Regions from separate parts of the Homo sapiens genome. Here region 1 is linked to region 2. Evidence: chromatin loops called from intact Hi-C (ENCODE). Cell type or tissue: psoas muscle. All regions are shown on one strand. Region 1 overlaps CEP57L1 (centrosomal protein 57 like 1). Region 2 overlaps CEP57L1 (centrosomal protein 57 like 1).

Region 1 (2,500 bases), 48 kb after region 2:
TAAACTCAGTTGCATCACCTTACCTGTTTTTCTACTTTGCCTTTCCTCCTTGAGGATATGAGTTTTATAGCTTAAGCTTAGCTTTTTGCTAAACTTTTTAGCTTTCTGCTATCCACCAGGACCATAATGCAGACCTATAGTTCTGTGCCTTTGTTTTCTATACATTTAGGAAGGTGGCTGAATATATTTAGTTATTAATAATTCATTACTTGTGAAAAGGTATTGCTTTAAAAATTATCATTAAAAATTTAAAAACCGTCCAGGCGCGGTGGCTCACACCTATAATCCCAGCACTTTGGGAGGCCGAGGCAGGCAGATCACGAGGTCAGGAGATTGAGACCATCCTGGCCAACATGTGAAACCCTGTCTCTACTAAATTACAAAAATTAGCCGGGTGTGGTGGCGCATGCCTGTAATCCCAGCTACTTGGGAGACTGAGGCAGGGGAATCGCTTGAACCTGGGAGATGGAGGTTGCAGTGAGCTGAGATCTCACCACTGTACTCCAGCCTGGTGACACAGCAAGACTCTGTCTCAAAAAAAAAAAAAAAAATTAAAACCATTTTAGGAACATGGAATATTTCAACTGAGAATTTTCTTAAAAATTAGTCCAGTGTAGTAGAAAAAACCACAACTTCAGAGCTAGGAAACTTGGTTTCAAATTCTGGGACTCTACCATTTAATAGCTTGGACAAGTCAGATAACTTTCTGGAGCCTCAGTTTCTCATCTGTAAAGTGAGGATTATACTAATATCTCCCTCACAGGACTATACTAATTTGTTGTGAGGAGTTAATGAAATAACATGGGAAAGCACCCAGCAGAAGAGTTGACACTTATTAAACACTCAATAAATATTTTTTGAATCTGAGTGGCAAAAAAAAAAAAAAAATGTAGAACACATGTTTGCATGGGTTGAAGCCTAAAAGCAAACACCTAAATATATTATTGGTAAAAGTGGGAATATTCTCACTTATTTTGGTTTTTATCTCTTTCTGTGTGCCTGAAGGGAAATGGCTTTGTCATCTTTCCTAGCCCAGGTTTCTAATGGGAGGGGGTAAAGAACACAGTCCTGTCATTGTGCTGAAACATGTAACCACACACAGCAAATAGGTTTGGAGTATGGTGTGGTTGTTGAGGTGACATTTATTATTGAGAGACAATGAAGAATGGTGTCTTGTTGCTTCATCACAGCTACTGAACTCACAGACTGCCTGCTTGCCAGAGCCTTTGACTCCTCAGGGGGTGGAGCAAAAGATTTCTTTCCTGGATGGAGCAGTCAGTCTATGGTCAGTGTAAGAGTTGCTGTAGCAACCTCACAGCTGTGCTCTGTCTAGCAGAAACTTGGTATGATTTCACGGATTTTGTTCACTTAAGTAAAAAACAGATTTGTTTGGTTTTTATGTAATTAGAAATTGAAATAATGGAATTGGAATTTTCTAGCCAAGGCAGGTCTCAATTTTGATGAAACTGAAGCCAGAAAGTTCCAGTGTTTGAAGCAGCAGGTATTGTGACTATATTCTGATACTGGAAATGGGAGTTGGAATCCTGAATTAACTGTACTTGGGTGGATCATTGGCAACCCAGCCATTTTTATTAGGTTGTAGATAAAGACAGGAGGGTCAGAGGGAAATGTTCAGTTTTCAACAATGTAAGATTAAAGTGGGAGATACTTAGTACATAGTAAGTTAACTGGCTGGGATAATGTAGATAATGTACTTGAAAATTATTTTTGAGCTTTTTTGGTAGCTTTCTTACTTTATTCCTTTTTTTCTATACCTGCCAGTAGATGTGAGAGCTTTTCTTACTTTAAAAGTGTAATTTTAACTATAAATGTATATTCTTTTTTTTTTTTTTTTGGTGGGCATGGAGTCTCGCTGTGTCACCCAGGCTAGAGTGCAGTGGCACGATCTCAGCTCACTGCAACCTCCACCTCTCAGGTTCAAGCTATTCTCCTGCCTCAGCCTCCCGAGTAGCTGGAATTACAGGCACCTGCCATACACCCAGCTAATTTTTGTATTTTTAGTAGAGATGGGGTTTCACTGTGTTAGCCAGGATGGTCTGGATCTCCTGACCTCAGGTGATCCGCCCACCTCAGCCTCCCAAAGTGCTGGGATTACAGGCATGAGCCACTGCGCCCAGCCTAAATGTGTATTCTTATCCATGATAAGAGATCAAAAATTAAATAAAAATTTTACTTGTAATGTGAGAAATCAATCTAAGGGGGGAAGAGGCCAGTTGGTTATGCACAATGGAAGGAGTGCATTGTGGACAGAAATGCAACAGCTGCCATTATTGGTGTAGAGTAAATAATGAAACTCCTAATGGGGTTTCCTGGAACAATATTCAGCTGTAACTAAAGCTTTATCTACTGAGAACATTTAATTGTAGGTGACGTGTAGATAAGTATAAGCTGACACTCAGACATATGACAAGACAACCTTCACTAAGGCATAATAGCAACTGTGAGATTTTTAAAAAACTATGCGTGCCATTGCACCTTT
Region 2 (2,500 bases):
CACCACGCCCACCTAATTTTGTATTTTTAGTAGAGAGGTGGTTTCTCCATGTTGGTCAGGCTGGTGTCAAACTCCCTACCTCAGGTGATCTGCCCAACTTGGCCTCCCAAAGTGCTGGATTAAAGGAGTGAGCCACGGCGCCCAGCTCCCATAAGCATTTTAGAGATACTTTTCTTAACAGTAGAGTAGACTAATTGATATATATGTTACTTTATTTATATAGGTACAGTTTCAATCTTTTTCTAGGTTCTGATTGTCATAAAGCTTTTGATAAGAGGTTATCCAAGAGAAACTTTGTCTAAAGTATAGTATTATTGACTGGAGAAATAATCTCAAGACATGGTGAGAATTGTGACCTTCAGGAGTTTTTTCTAAGTTCTAAAAATCTCCAGTAATGCCTTAATTCAAAACAGGCCCAGACAATTTGACAATATGTACCAGAAGCATTTAAAACTGTCTTTGACCTAACAACACAATTGCTAGCCTGTTTCTTAATGAAAAAATTGGTAATTTACAAAATCATTTATGTACTGCCATTAAGAAAAACATACTTCTAAAGAATGATATACAAAAAAAGATAATGATTCAAGAAAACATTTATCACATATTAAGTAGAAAGACAATTTATACAAGCATGGTACAGTCCTAACTTTGGTTAAAATAATAAAAGACTGATTTAATATATACCAAAAGTGTGTTAACAATATTTTAATAATCTGAGATTGATAAAATTCCCGTGATTTTTATTTTCTTCTATAATTTCAAAATTTTGTAGAATGAACATGTATTACTTTTATAATCAGAAATATATATATAGTATGTTTGTGTCAAACTTCTTTCCAAACACTCTCATTCTAGTCTCAGCTATTATAGTAAAATATCATGGATTTATATATAACGTAAGCATAAGAAGTTGTAGGCAATATTCAGGTACACAAGAGAATATTACTTATGATTGAACTTATTGTGAATGCCTTTGACTATACCTTTTGGCTTTGCTGCTCTACAAACCTTCTCTATCTTTTGATGGTCTGTAATGTGCTGCTGATAGGAAGTTTTTAATTGAAGGATGAAAGGTGATCATATTGAAGGAACCTGAGGCTGTCTTAGCTAGGGCTTGTCTGGGCTAGACTGGCAAACTGGGCCAACTACTATGACGAAAGCAACATTGGAGGGTTAACCCCACTTTTTATGGGCACCAAATCTGTACTAGTTTAGAGCAAGTTCAAAGTCCTGAGTTAGTGAGGCATTGCATTTGTTTTCCCCTGAGACTGTGACCTCTTCCTCTTTCCATTTCCAGCTCTAAGCACAAAGTTTGGCACATGATAGATGCTTAGCAAACAGTATTGGAATTGAAATGGAAAGGAATTAGGAAATTATGCAGATTCTCAACATTAATTTTACTAAATAGACATTGCAATATTAAGCGAAGTGAATTATGCAGATACAGTCACAGGCAACGTCTATATGGATACAAGGGAAGTTCAATTGGAGCCATAATGATCTCTTACATTTCGACATCATAGGCTGTTCTCTGTGCTCCTCTATTTTGGCTGCTGGTGGTAATTGGAAGGCCCTCAGCACTTTCAGCATTTGGCATAGTGAGATGTAAGTTAAATAAGCACATTGGAAACGGATGAAAAATTGCAACATTAAGAGGAAAGTAATACATATTTTTGTAGGTGCATTTTAAGTAAAATGTATATAGTTGTTGTTGTTGTTTTTGAGACGGAGTCTCACTCTGTCGCCCAGGCTGGAGTGCAGTGGCACGGTCTCGGCTCACTGCAACCTCTGCCTCCTGAGTTCAAGCAATTCTCCTGCCTCAGCCTCCTTAGTAGCTGGAATTACAGGCGCCCACCACCAACTCCAGCTAATTTTTTGTATTTTTAGTAGAGACAGGGTTTCACCATATTGGCCAGGCTGATCTCAAACTCCTGATCTCAGGTAGTCCACCTGCCTTGGCCTCCCAAAGAACTGGGATTACAGGCGTGAGCCTGGCCAGTAAAATATATTTTTATCAATTAACCTCCCACCTCAGCTAGCCAGGAAAATCAGATTTTGTCCTTTTGCCTTCTGGGCTATTTGACAACGTATGCTGTTCCTCATGTTAATACCTTAACAGCTGTGCCAACAAGTCTGGTTTGAAAAAAAAGTAAGGGGCTTAATGGTGTGTCTCTGCAGCCTATCAACATCTCTGTGCATCAGTAGATTACTTGAGCCTTTCAAAACAGTTGTTCACCTCAGACATGTGGGTCAAACGTCACTGTAGTTAACATACTGAAGCTTGCTAATACGAATAAGAATTGGAATTATGACTTCTGAGCTCTCAATACCAAGGAAAGCAATGTTATGACAAACCCGTGTTTGTGTTGCTTCGTCACAGAATAACTCAGACACTACAATCAGTAGCTAGCACTCTCTCTGATCTGAATGGTATAGACATCTTCCTTTTACCTTATATTGCTCTGACTTTTCGGTAGGTTTTGTCTTGGAGCTCCAC

The links. Peaks named below come from ENCODE experiments on the same cell type or tissue, not always from the same donor. Only the 100,000 strongest peaks of a DNase experiment are listed, where the experiment ranks them.
Region 1: it touches region 2 in a loop (2.1-fold over the local background); 3 of 110 quality-filtered maps call a loop at or near these places.

Annotation. Positions count from the first base shown.
Region 1 is chr6:109,164,543-109,167,042 of GRCh38, forward strand. It overlaps CEP57L1 (centrosomal protein 57 like 1), which reads left to right. Exons shown (of 11, transcript NM_001271852.3): 11 at 1-2,500. It also overlaps the pseudogene CCDC162P. Among named protein-coding and RNA genes, the nearest start is that of CEP57L1, 70 kb to the left of the region's middle. In psoas muscle, no CTCF peak of the experiment used is centred here; a DNase peak (open chromatin) is centred at 1,229; H3K27ac peaks cover 1,134 bases.
Region 2 is chr6:109,116,329-109,118,828 of GRCh38, forward strand. All of the region lies in intron 1 of CEP57L1 (centrosomal protein 57 like 1), which reads left to right. Among named protein-coding and RNA genes, the nearest start is that of CEP57L1, 22 kb to the left of the region's middle. In psoas muscle, no CTCF peak of the experiment used is centred here; no DNase peak of the experiment used is centred here; H3K27ac peaks cover 388 bases.